Regions from separate parts of the Mus musculus genome. Here region 2 is linked to region 1. A link is a contact called in ENCODE Hi-C or POLR2A ChIA-PET data. All regions are on one chromosome and are shown on one strand. Each heading gives the region's core, a stretch centred on a gene start or an enhancer-like site at or near the end of the contact. The rest is flanking DNA. Distances are from core to core; before and after follow the strand shown.

What was found. A loop is a pair of places that touch in the nucleus more often than their neighbours do. ChIA-PET counts read pairs that join two places held with the same protein, here RNA polymerase II (POLR2A).
Region 2: a map of heart shows a loop between it and region 1 (6-fold over the local background). The contact joins the promoter of Rnaseh2c here to the promoter of Ap5b1 in region 1. A Hi-C loop is called at or near these places in 1 of 37 maps with a recorded cell type or tissue (heart). POLR2A ChIA-PET finds 5 or more read pairs at or near these places in 4 of 5 experiments (Patski and embryonic stem cell).

Annotation. Positions count from the first base shown.
Region 1 is chr19:5,564,558-5,570,156 of GRCm38, forward strand. Ap5b1 (adaptor-related protein complex 5, beta 1 subunit) reads left to right here and starts at 3,467. Exons shown (of 3, transcript NM_001362046.1): 1 at 3,467-3,526; 2 at 3,883-4,050; 3 at 4,147-5,599. The coding sequence starts at 3,901.
Region 2 is chr19:5,600,122-5,605,829 of GRCm38, forward strand. It overlaps Rnaseh2c (ribonuclease H2, subunit C), which reads left to right and starts at 1,752. Exons shown (of 4, transcript NM_026616.2): 1 at 1,752-1,959; 2 at 2,072-2,253; 3 at 2,329-2,448; 4 at 2,703-2,838. The coding sequence starts at 1,788. The coding sequence ends at 2,729. Kat5 (K(lysine) acetyltransferase 5) reads right to left here. Exons shown (of 14, transcript NM_178637.2): 10 at 5,422-5,562; 11 at 5,251-5,344; 12 at 3,709-3,868; 13 at 3,513-3,594; 14 at 2,893-3,431. The coding sequence ends at 3,297.

The DNA.
Region 1 (5,599 bases), core at 2,217-4,716:
CATGGGAGGAACATGCTAAGAAGACACAGAAAAGAGTTTGTGCCTGTGGATCTTGGCCAAGTCACCTACCCTCTTGGGGCCTCAGTTTCCCCAGTGGTAACACTGGGTTCCTAGCTCTAGCTCTGCCTTTGAGAGTCAGGAGATTCTGACTTTTGCCTGGAGCACAGCAGCCCTACAGTAGAAGCTGCCCCTCAGAACAGGCTGATGGGCTCCTTTGCCAGCCACTTGAGCAATCCCCCTGCACTCCCTCAGTTGAGACAGGCATCATATAGTCCAGGTTAGCCTCTTAACTCCTTATGTGGCTGAAGATGTTGGACTTTGGTTTCAGTAATGTATAGCTAAGCTGATCAAGTTGACCTTGGTCTCTGTAGACAGATCATGAAGTTTCTGCCCCAGTTTCTTGAGTACCTGGGATAACAGGCTAAAAATAACACCTTTTTGTTTCTTTTGTTGTTTTGCTGCCCCACTATGTAGTTCTGGCCTGCCCAGAACTCATTATACAGACCAGGCTAGCCCAAAACTCAGTGATCCACCTCAGCATCCTGAGTGCTGCAATTAAAGGTGTGTGCCACCATGGCTGGCCCAACCAATACCATTTTTTTTCTTTGAGACAGGGTTTCTCTGTGTAGCCCTGGCTGTCCTGGTACTCACTTTGTAGACCAGGCTGGCCTTGAACTCAGAAATCCGCCTGCCTCTGCCTCCCAAGTGCTGGGATTAAAGGCATGTACCTCCACTGGCCCGCAATACCATTTTTAATAGTACTGCAACATACATCCTCACAAAATGTATAGTTCAGGGGGTTTTAGTCTTCAGGGTATTATACAACCATCACCCCTAAGTCCAGAATATTTTTGTCTTACTATTGCTAGGGTGGAACACCACGACGGAAAATGAAGTTGAGGATTTATTTGGTCTACACTTCCACATCACTGAAAGAAGTCAGAGCAGGAACCTGGAGGCAGGAGCTGATGCAGAGGTGATGGAGTGGTGCTGCTTACTGGCTTGCTCCTAATGGCTTGCTCTGCCTGCTTTCTTCTAGAGCCCAGGAGTGGTACCACCCACAGTGGGCTCGCCCCTCCACCATCAGCTATTAATTAAGAAAATGACTTATAGCCAGACCTTATGGGGGCATTTTCTCACCTGAGGCTCCTAACTCAAGCTCATGTCAAGTTGACATAAAACTAGCCAGCACAGTTTTCATCACTGCAAAGGAAAACTGTACACGGGCAGCAGCCTTCCACTCCCCAACCTTTGCCCTGGTACCGTGGACTCCATTTACGAAGCATCCCTGTATCCATAGGATCCAGTGCCATGGGGTTGGATGGGGTTGTTGTGGCCCCATTTCACAGATAAGAAAGTCAAGGCCTGGGGATTAACTTTTCCTCTTTTCAGCCTAATGTCTAGGGTTTCCCAAGAATTGAGCTGCATGGAGAGGAGTGGAAATGCAGAAGAGGAGGAACTAGGTGAGGGCAAACAGGTCACTCTCTCAAGAGGGCCTCATGAGGAGCTGAAGGCACCTCTTGTCTGCCCCGTCTGTTGCCAGGACAAAGCAAACATTGCCTCTCCTAAGAGGATACTTGGGCAGGCAGATGAGAACAGGGCCCATTCATGAACTTGGACATCAGGAGCGCGAGGGCAGCAGACGGAGCATGTAGCAGAAGCCCAGTCCTCCTTACAGAGGCCCTGGAGTTTTGTACAAGTGACTCTACCTTCTCTGGGCTCCTGAAAGCCCATGGGAGACAGATACCCACCCTTAGCACCCAGGGTTGGCTACGAGCCCTAGTGAGTTCAGGAAGACACATCCATCTATCACACACAGTTCTGGAAACCACACATGCCACCTCAAAGAACCAAAGCCCAGGGAGGCTGGAGGCTGGCAGAGGCTACAGCATCAGAAGCTTGGGACACAGCCAGAGTTGGACTCCCTGACCCCTGGAAGCCCCTCCCCTCAACTGTAACAGGGTTTAATAATCCTTTCTGGCTACCGAGAGCTGGGACACCAGACCTGCAGTTATCAGCGCCCTCTGGGCCTCAGACAGGGCAACCAGACAGGCTCCTACTCCAACCTGCCTTCCCAGCCCAGGGCTGCTCTCACCCTGGCCTCTTTCATCTTGGGCCTAATTAGCCGGGCGCCCCACCCCAAAGCTTCTTAAACAGGAGTCATCACTCCCAATTTATAGATGGGGAAACTGAGGCACCTAGAGGGAAGTGGTTTAGAGCTGTCGCCTGTGAGTCAGCTGTGGAGCCAGAGCCCAGAAGAGCAGAGACCAGGTCTTCTAGCTCCCCGTGCCTCCCCCAACGCCCCCATGTCTCCATTCTCTCTTCTTCTACCCTTGTTCTGGGGGCCCAGGCAGTCTTCTTTTTAGGACCCTACCTCACCACTCTCATCTGCAGCCAGGTCAGGATAAGGGGCTAGGAAGGAACTTGGGCCACCCAAAGGGACAAAGACAAAGAAATAGCCAGAGGCTAGCAATGGGGGCTCAGGTGTTTCATCTTCAAAGTGGCTAGCAGGAGGCTTTATAGGACGGTGAGTATGAGATTTGGACGACAGAAGGTCTGAGCCCCTGAAACTAGCGGGCCAGTGAGCACCCACAGCCTGGGACTCGCCAACAAGCCCAGATACAGTCCTCTGGACTCTAGTAGGTAGCGTGTGTACTACTTGGCCAGAAGTCTGGCAGCCCGGCCGTTGTCTTCTCAAGCCTTGGTTTCTCGGTTCATATTAGGTGTGTTACGAGCTGAGTGACCCTCCAGGCCCCGCCAACACGCACACCTAGAGTCAGGATCCCGTTGTGTTTCGGCTTCGCTGCGTCTTAAGGTCCCGCCCTGCTCGCTCTACTCTAGCGCGCCCGACCCCTGTAGGCAATCCGTGCGACTTCGGGCAAAGGTCAGCAGCTACCATCCGGCTGCGACCCTGGCCCCGGGTCCTCGCCTCCAAGCAGAGCGAGGTGGTCCCCCCCAGCACCCCCGACGCCAGGTCAGCGTTGAGGACGCCAAGCCAAGCCCTGCGGCGCCGGTTCGACCGGTCCCGCAGTGACCCACGCCTTGCTCTTCCTGCTCTGCCCTGGGACTGCGCCTCGCGCGCCACCCAGCGGCCGCCCGAAGACCCGCATTCAAGCAGCCGGGCCAAGCGCGCAGTCACCGGGCCCGGGCGGGAGGACTGGGGGACGCGCTGGCCGCCTTCCCGATCTGCCCAAGCCGCTGTTCTGCTCCAGGGCCTGGGAACGCAGTTCCATCGGGGAGCGGACCGGGAGCCCGGCCCACCAAACCCCGCCCCTGCCCGTGCCTGCGGCAGTTTCGGGGCAGGGGGCCTGCACGGCGAGACAGTTACTCAGACCTGGCGAAACCGGCGAGTCGGCACCTGCCGGCCTGGCGGGCGTGGCAGGCGGAGGCTCCGTTACGCCCCGCCCCCGGGCTCGCCCCGTCCCGGCCGCCCACGCGCCGAGCGCCGCGCCCCGCCCCGGCCCGCGCCGCCAGCCTGCCAGCCCGGAAGGAGCCGACCGAGCGCCCGCGGCAGCTGACTCAAGCGGTGAGAGAGGCCGACCCGTTACCACGGGCGCCAGGGGCGCGAGCGACGCTGTGGTTTCGATGCCCTTCGTAGGCGGGAGGCTTAATGAGCTCTCCGCACGCACCTTCTGGGCACCCCCACCCCGATCCTGCGGGTCCTATCCTGCAGGGGCCCGGGCTGTTGCTTCCGGCATTATCTCCGAAGCCTCCAGAGTTCATCTCGGGACCTAGGCATTGGGGGGCGGGGAGGGGTCTGCAAGACGGCCCTAGGGTAACAGCAGCCCCTCGGGAAGGTGGAGGACCTGGGCGCCCTCTAGTGGCCGTAAAGGCCTGCGCGTCGTCCTCGCCTCGGTGTCTGATGCTCTCTTCCCTTTACAGAGAAGTGGATGACTGACCATGGGGCCCCTAGGTCGAGAAGCCTGGGCCCAGCGCCTGGGGGCCTTCCGAGCCAGCCCATCCGCCTTTCTGGCAGGTGCCGAAGGTGAGGATTTGGGTCGCGACCTGTTGAGTGACCTAAGGAGTGAAAAGCTAAGCGAGCAGACCAAGGTAGGTCCTGCCCGTGTGCCCTGCCGTGGTCCATATGGTTGCTTCATACTACCGCATGCTGAACTCAACGAGTTCCTCTTAAATCCCCCATCTCAGGTTTCCTTACTGACACTGAGCTTGGAGTACTCTGATAAACTTTGGCCTGATGCACCTGCCGCGGAGGCTGCTGCCACTTCCCTGTTGGACACGCTTGTCCTCCTGCCCACAAGACCTTCAGCTCTCCGGAGGCTCCTGTTGTTGGCAGCCACTACAGCCCTGGTGTCAGGAGATGCTCTCGGACCCACTTCGGGAGCTTCCTGCCGGCTTCTGCCCTTACTTCTTGGCTTAGCTTCAGGCCGAGACTTGGGACGAAGCTTTGGAACCCCTTCAGAACAGCGCCATCTACAGGCCACAGCCTGTGAATGCCTTGGAGAACTTGAGCGCTGTAAGCCTGGGCTGCTGGCCGGCGCCCTGGGGATGCTGCGGAGCCTCCCAGGGCAAACAGGTCCCATCCAGCCTGTCAGCCTGCTTCTGGCCCTTGTTCTACACGACACCTTGGTGGTACAGTCCAGGTCTGGGGCTGGCCTGCAAGGCCTGCTGGTGGCTGAGGACTTCTCCACTGGGAGTTGTCCCTGGGACTGGACCCTGGCTGAGGAATGGGATGCCCATCTTAAGCCCCAGGGGCCCAGCTGGCCCACAGCTGGGGAGGAGGAGCGTGGCTTTCCGGTTCTAGAGCCCAGCCCCGAGGACGCCCGAGAGCTGAAGGCTGCCGTGGCCCAGCTTCTGGACACTTCCTATCTGCTCACTCCTGTGGCTCAGGCTCAACTTCTGTGGCTGTTGGGCTGGGCCCTCCGGGGTCTTCGGGGACAGCCACCAGTGCTTTTCAAGCCACAGCTGGTTCGGCTGCTGGGCACGGCACAGCTGACACTGTTACACTCAGTTCTGTCTCTGAAGGCGGCCTTTGGCGAGGCCCTGTTCACTGCACAGGATGAAGCTCTGCTCCTCCGCAGGCTCACCTTGGGAGCCCAGCACCCAGCTTTACCCTCGCCCACACACCTCTTTTACCTGCATTGCATCCTGAGCTTCCCCGAGAATTGCCCACTAGGTCCAGAGGGGGAAGAGGCTGCCCCGCTGCTGTTGGGGCCCCAGCTGTGCCGGGGCCTCATGCCCAGTCTCCTTCATGACCCAACGGTTCTCCTGGCCCGCCTGCATTTGCTGTGTCTGCTCTGTGCTGACGATGAGGAAGAGGAGAAAGACCAGACTCAGGGCCCACAGTGGTTCCTACAGGAGGTGCTGGCTGGGCTACAGCAAAGGGCAGCCCTGGATGGTGGTCCCCGGGCCTTGGCCACTCTCTGTTTCCAAGCCTCATACCTTGTTACTAACTGCCTGACTAGACACTCCACAGTACAGACATTTTTGATCCGCGGACTGGCCCAACTGTACCGAGCTCGGCCTTCCCTGGCACCCCACTTTGTGGACCTCTTAGATCAGGTAAGCCCTGAGCTGAGAGAGCCCCTCAGGGAGGTGCTGCTCCAAGAGGCGGTGGCCAGGCCAGGCGAGAGCGAAGCCC
Region 2 (5,708 bases), core at 502-3,001, 34 kb after region 1:
GGCAAGTTTCAGGACAGCCAGGGCTACACAGAAAAACCCTGGCTCAAAAACAAAAACAACAAAAAACAAAACAAATTTTAAGGTCTGTACATGGTTGGTGGCAGAATTCCGCAGAAAAGATCCATACACATCTTAGCAGAGTCAAATCAGCAGCTTCAGTTAGACCACACGCTTGTCAGAGCAGCTGAGTCCCTTTGATAGTTGAAAGGTACAGCTAAGAGCTATTATTCGGGCTATTGATTAGTGGTTCAGGCTGGGAAAGCCCACTGGAACGTATGAGATGGCTTGACAATGGGTGTAAGGAGGTACAATATGTGCAGTGTGAGCTGGTGGGGCATGTGCAGTGAGCTGGTGGGGCATGTGCAATGAGCTGGTGGGGCATGTGCAGTGTGAGCTGGTGGGACATGTGCAGTGAGCTGGTGGGACATGTGCAGCGTGAGCTGGTGGGGCATGTGCAGTGAGCTGGTGGGGCATATGCAGTGAGCTGGTAGGACATGTGCAGTGTGAGCTGGTAGGACATGTGCAGTGAGCTGGTGGGGCATGTGCAGTGAGCTGGTGGGGCATGTGCAGTGAGCTGGTGGGGCATGTGCAGTGTGAGCTGGTGGGGCATGTGCAGTGTGAGCTGGTGGGAAATACAGCGCAGCTGGAAGGATTACTTGGAGACCAACAGTGAAATATTATTTGCTGGAATCTCCAAGTCTTAAGGCATGGAGACAGGCCAGGGGCAGTGTGTTTCCCTTGAGGTTTGAGCAGCCAGGCCCTGCCCTCAAGACTTCTCTAATCATTATGTCCAGCCCCACTGGAAATTAACCAGGCCCTGCCTTAAGGAAAAAACAAAACAAAACAAAACAAAACAAAACAAAACAAAACAAGCCAGGCATAGTGGCGCAGGCCTTTGATCCCAGCACAGGAGAGGCAGAGGCAGGCGGATTTCTGAGTTCAAGGCCAGCCAGGTCTACAGAGTGAGTTCCAGGACAACCAGGGCTACACAGAGAAACCCTATCTCAAACAAACGAACAAACAAAGAAAAGAAAAAACAAAACAACAAAACCCACCCAAGATGAAGCCACAGATTGCATCAGTCCCTGAGCTGCCCCAACATCAGGTTGCAAAATCCTTCCATTCTCAGAGCACTCTGGATAGTTCTGCCCCATCTCCAAAACCCTCCTGCTCCGTTCTTTGCTGCTTCTGAGCAGAGACAGCCGCCTTCCCTCCTGTCTCTTTTCCAATAACTCTCTTATGTGAGGTTTGTTGTAGGATGTGATTTCGTAGTATTTTTGGCTCCCAACTGCCAGGATACCTTTCTCCTCAGAGCTGTAACATTTACACTGGTTTTAGAGTCAAGTCAGGGGTCGGGTGTTCTTTCTTTGGCCTTTTTTCCCTACAGGATGGTAGTCCTAGAGCACGTGCTTAATATGTCCAAGGCCCTGAGTCCAATCCTCATCACCACCAAAAATAGTTTGTCAGACAACCTATTTAAATAGGACTCTTCTAGGAATCCGTTCAGTTTTTTGTTGTTGTTTGCTTGCTTTCAAACGACAAAAACCATAAAAATATTAGGGCTGGGTGGGCACGGTGGCGCAAGCTAAACCCCAGCACTGGGAAGTGGAGGCACAAGAATGAGATCACACATAAAGACTTGAGCACAGGAAGGCAGGTGCTTACAGAGAACAGCCAGAGAAAAGACTACGTTTCCCATAAGGCTCTGCATCTAGTGTGCTCGGTCTCCCGACAGGCCCTGCGTTCCTCACCCGCCAGCTTTTGCCTGAACCTTACAAGCTTCTGAGATGAAGAACCCGGAGGAAGCGGCAGACGGGAAACAGCGTATTCACCTGCGCCCTGGCTCGCTGCGTGGTGCCGCACCGGCTAAGCTGCACCTCCTGCCCTGCGACGTTCTAGTCAGCCGGCCGGCCCCGGTAGATCGCTTCTTCACGCCCGCCGTCCGCCACGATGCAGACGGTGAGTCCGAGCAGGCCCCGCGGCTCTCGGGCTTCGTGGCCCGCGGCAGACGCCACCCGTACATCCTCCCGTGGCCAGGCTGGCCTGATGGCTTTGCATGTCCCTCCTGCAGGGCTACAGGCGTCGTTTCGCGGTCGCGGCCTGCGGGGCGAGGAGGTAGCTGTGCCGCCAGGGTTTGCGGGATTCGTGATGGTGACGGAGGAGAAGGGAGAGGGGTTGATAGGGAAACTGAACTTCTCCGGGGACGCGGAGGACAAAGCGGACGAGGCGCAGGAGCCGCTGGAGCGGGACTTCGTGAGCAAAGGGAGATGGTAGGTTTGGGGTGAGGGCAGTAGCTGCTGTCCCGAGTCTCAACCCGGCCTTTTCCAGGACCGCCTTATCGGGGCCACCGGCAGCTTCAGCCATTTCACCTTGTGGGGTCTGGAAACGGTCCCGGGTCCAGATGCCAAAGTGCATAGGGCCCTAGGTTGGCCCAGCCTCGCAGCAGCGGTACGTATACTCAGGAGCCCTTTTCCTCCTCAGACTTGGTCAGTCCTTCTATCCGATTTGAATAGTGTCTCTAGTGATTTGGGGGCTTTAGGGCAATAAACACCACGGGGATCATGGCTCCGGAGGCCCAAACTCCCAGTGGTGGGGGGCATTCCCCACTTTTCTCTTAGACGAGGCTATCACCCTGAGCAGCTGGGTCCCCACCCAACTGCTGTGTATTATAAGTCACAAAGTAGAAGTGACTCCTGTTGCAGATTCACGCCCAGGTCCCTGAGGACTGAGAACCAGATCATGAGAATGACAGTCACAGATCCCTTCTCACCACTTGGAGCGACTGTTTCTATCCCAATAAATGAGATCTTCACAATGCCTGAGTCTGTGGGCACCTTAGCACCCTGAAGCTGCCATTACATGGCACCCAGTTTGGTAAGAACTCCTGATAGCTCTGCCTATATAAACAATTTATTTCTGGGGGCAAGAGGGGCCAGAACTTTGCAACCAGCGCCCACCCCACCCTCCAGCTCCTCCTTTATAAAAGAAATTTTTACAATCACCGGTCCTGTACAGAATGCTCCCCACCCATCTTAATGTACACAGCTGCCTGGATCCCTTTGGTCCACGTGTTCAGAGCGGACCTGGGCCAGTAAGCCAGTTATCCTCGGAGTTGGCCTAGACCTGAGCTTGCCTTGGCACTGGCCACTAGTGGGCCCCTCCTAGGCCTCTTCTCCTCTTGGGTCTGTTCTTCGGCCTGTCTCACTTTGCGTGCCTCTTCGAAGCTCAAATGGGACAAGACAGGGTGCTAGCCATGGTTCGGCCAGCTCTCGTGGTATGGCAATGGGTAGTGTGTGTCACCACTTTCCTCTCTTGCTCCAGTCTTTGGGAGTGAAGTGCAGACACTTGGAGTCAATCCGAAGGAGCCGCTTGAGCATAGCCCGCTCATGCCCATCCACGATGTCTTCTGACAGAGTTAGGATATACTGGCCCTGAGCAAGAGATAGAGCCAGCTCATGTCAGCTCAGAGCCTGCATCCATATCTCATCTATCCCCTGAGCATGCCTCCTAACCTTGTAGTAATTGATGAGGTTGAGATACTGCAGTGTGGAGATGACATCTTCTTTCTTGATACTAGTGATTTCACTGATCTCACTGTGGGGGTGGAAGTGGGGGAAAGTTCAGTCCCCTGAAGATATTCATCTGTCCCCAGAAACCCCAGGAACAGACAGACCAAACCACAACCCCCAGGTGGGCATTTGGGCTCACTTGATGGTGATCTGTGGCCTCTCCCCGCTCTCCGACTTCAGCCCCATCAGGATCTCCAAGATGGTTTGGGACCAGTAACTTCGGTAGGATAGGAGGCCAAGATCTGACAGGGGTTTCTCAGGAGTTCCGGTCTTCCCTTCTACTTTCGAGAGTTCATAGCCTAAAGCAATAGAGCACAGGAGGCGGAGTAAGCGTCACATGTACACAGCAGCTTATGAGGAAGAAGGGCTGTGGAGCTGGGCTGCCTGCCTGCCTCTCACTTACTCTTGGTGTGGACCAGCAGCTTCCCTGTCTGCAGTGTTGGGGGCCAAAGGCTAGAAGAGCAGCTCTGGTTGGGTACTTGTCAGCCAGTGAAGGCTGCCAGGATGGGTCGCTGCCCTGCCAGCCTGTGTCTGGGTGTATGGCAGTAATGAGGGAGCCCTTTGTGGTCTGAGGACATGGGAACCTTTTCAGTGTCATCAGTTTAGCTGCGATCCTGGGAACGCCAGCTGCTCTCAGCAGAATGGGCTGGGTGGTTAAGGACATAATAGGAAAGGACAGGGGGCTCCTCAGAGCCAGGTACCTGACCCTTGGTGGCCCTTTCCCTTACCTGTGTTGACCACAAGGCGCTGCCAGACAGTCTCTGAGACCGTTAGGCCCCAGTGAGCCGACAGCTCTTTATGTCCCCATTAGTTTGGAGACCCTTCCTTCCCCTCAGCTCTACTGGCCTCGTGATGATCCAAGCACTCTCGGCTCCTGGCTGAATCTCTATTTGTAGTCTCACCCTCTTTGCTCAAGCACCCTTGGACAAGAAGGGCGGGAGAGGCTGGTGTCAGGGTCCACACAGTTAATAGCCCCACAAGTCTACTGGCAGCCATATTTGCCTCTAGTTAGGAACTGTGTACAAGGATTGCCTCCCTTCCTTTTATCAGTCTGTTGGCATTTGTGTGTCCTACTGGGCAAAGCAGGCACATCCTCACGGTTTGCCCTGAGTTTCCTTTCTCCTGCTCTAATCGGGAAGATACTCCAAACAGATCATGACTTCGAGCAGTCAGACATCCATGTTCTCACCAGCAAAAAAGCTAAAGCGTCTCCCTGGTCCTGGGCTAAGTGAATGGGCTGGGCTGGGTGTCAGAGCTAAGAGTCCGTGGCCTCAAAAGAGGCCAAAGCCTGCGTCGGTTCTCAGAGACTAGCCTTACAAAGAACCAGGATACAATTCTGTCTTGTAGTGCTCGTGTGCCTTTTTGAATGCCTACTGCCCGCACAGCTCAGGCACAGCCAGTGGTTCAGAGTGCACATCAAAGGTGAGCATGGGGGCTACCCACGCTGCTCAGCGCCAGATGGGAAAAGCGGGGTGGCTCACAGGCCTTTAGCCAAAGGCAAAGTAGATGCTGGAACCTACTCCAGGAAACAGGGCAGTCAACTGAGGAAAGGACCTTGGTAGAGTCTCCTTTATTTCTGGCGGCTCTCCTGGTGACTGGGTTGTCTGCATGTGAAGCACAGATGAGGGTACACCCACACAGGCTTGGCCTGCCAGCTCCTGGTCAGGCAGCACATACTCACTGAACTCAATAAGCAGCTTGCCATAGCCCCGGCGCTGGTAGGGAGGCAGAGTCAAGATGCAGGCCACATTGTAATCTTCTGTGGATTCCTTTTCCTGGAGTAAGAGTAGGTGGGTTTTAAAGAGTGCCAGGCTCGGGGCAAGGCTGAGGGACAGCCTGGATGAGTGCTGACCTTGGAGAAGTAGCCCACGATGTGGAAACCTTTGCAGTCATACTCCGTCATTACGTAGAAGAGGAAGGGGTCAGTGTCATAGTACAGTGTTTTGTGGTCCAGGAAACACTTGGCCAGAAGACACAGGTTTTGTGAGTAACTCTGTAAAGGAAAAAACCTGCCCGTCAATCCTCTGGGGTACTGTTGAGTTAACGTGTATTATGCCGCGTGTGGCTGCAGATGTGCCTGTACACAACATGCACACCCAAGGCAGGAACCTCTTGGGAGTCCATTGTCCTTCCACTACA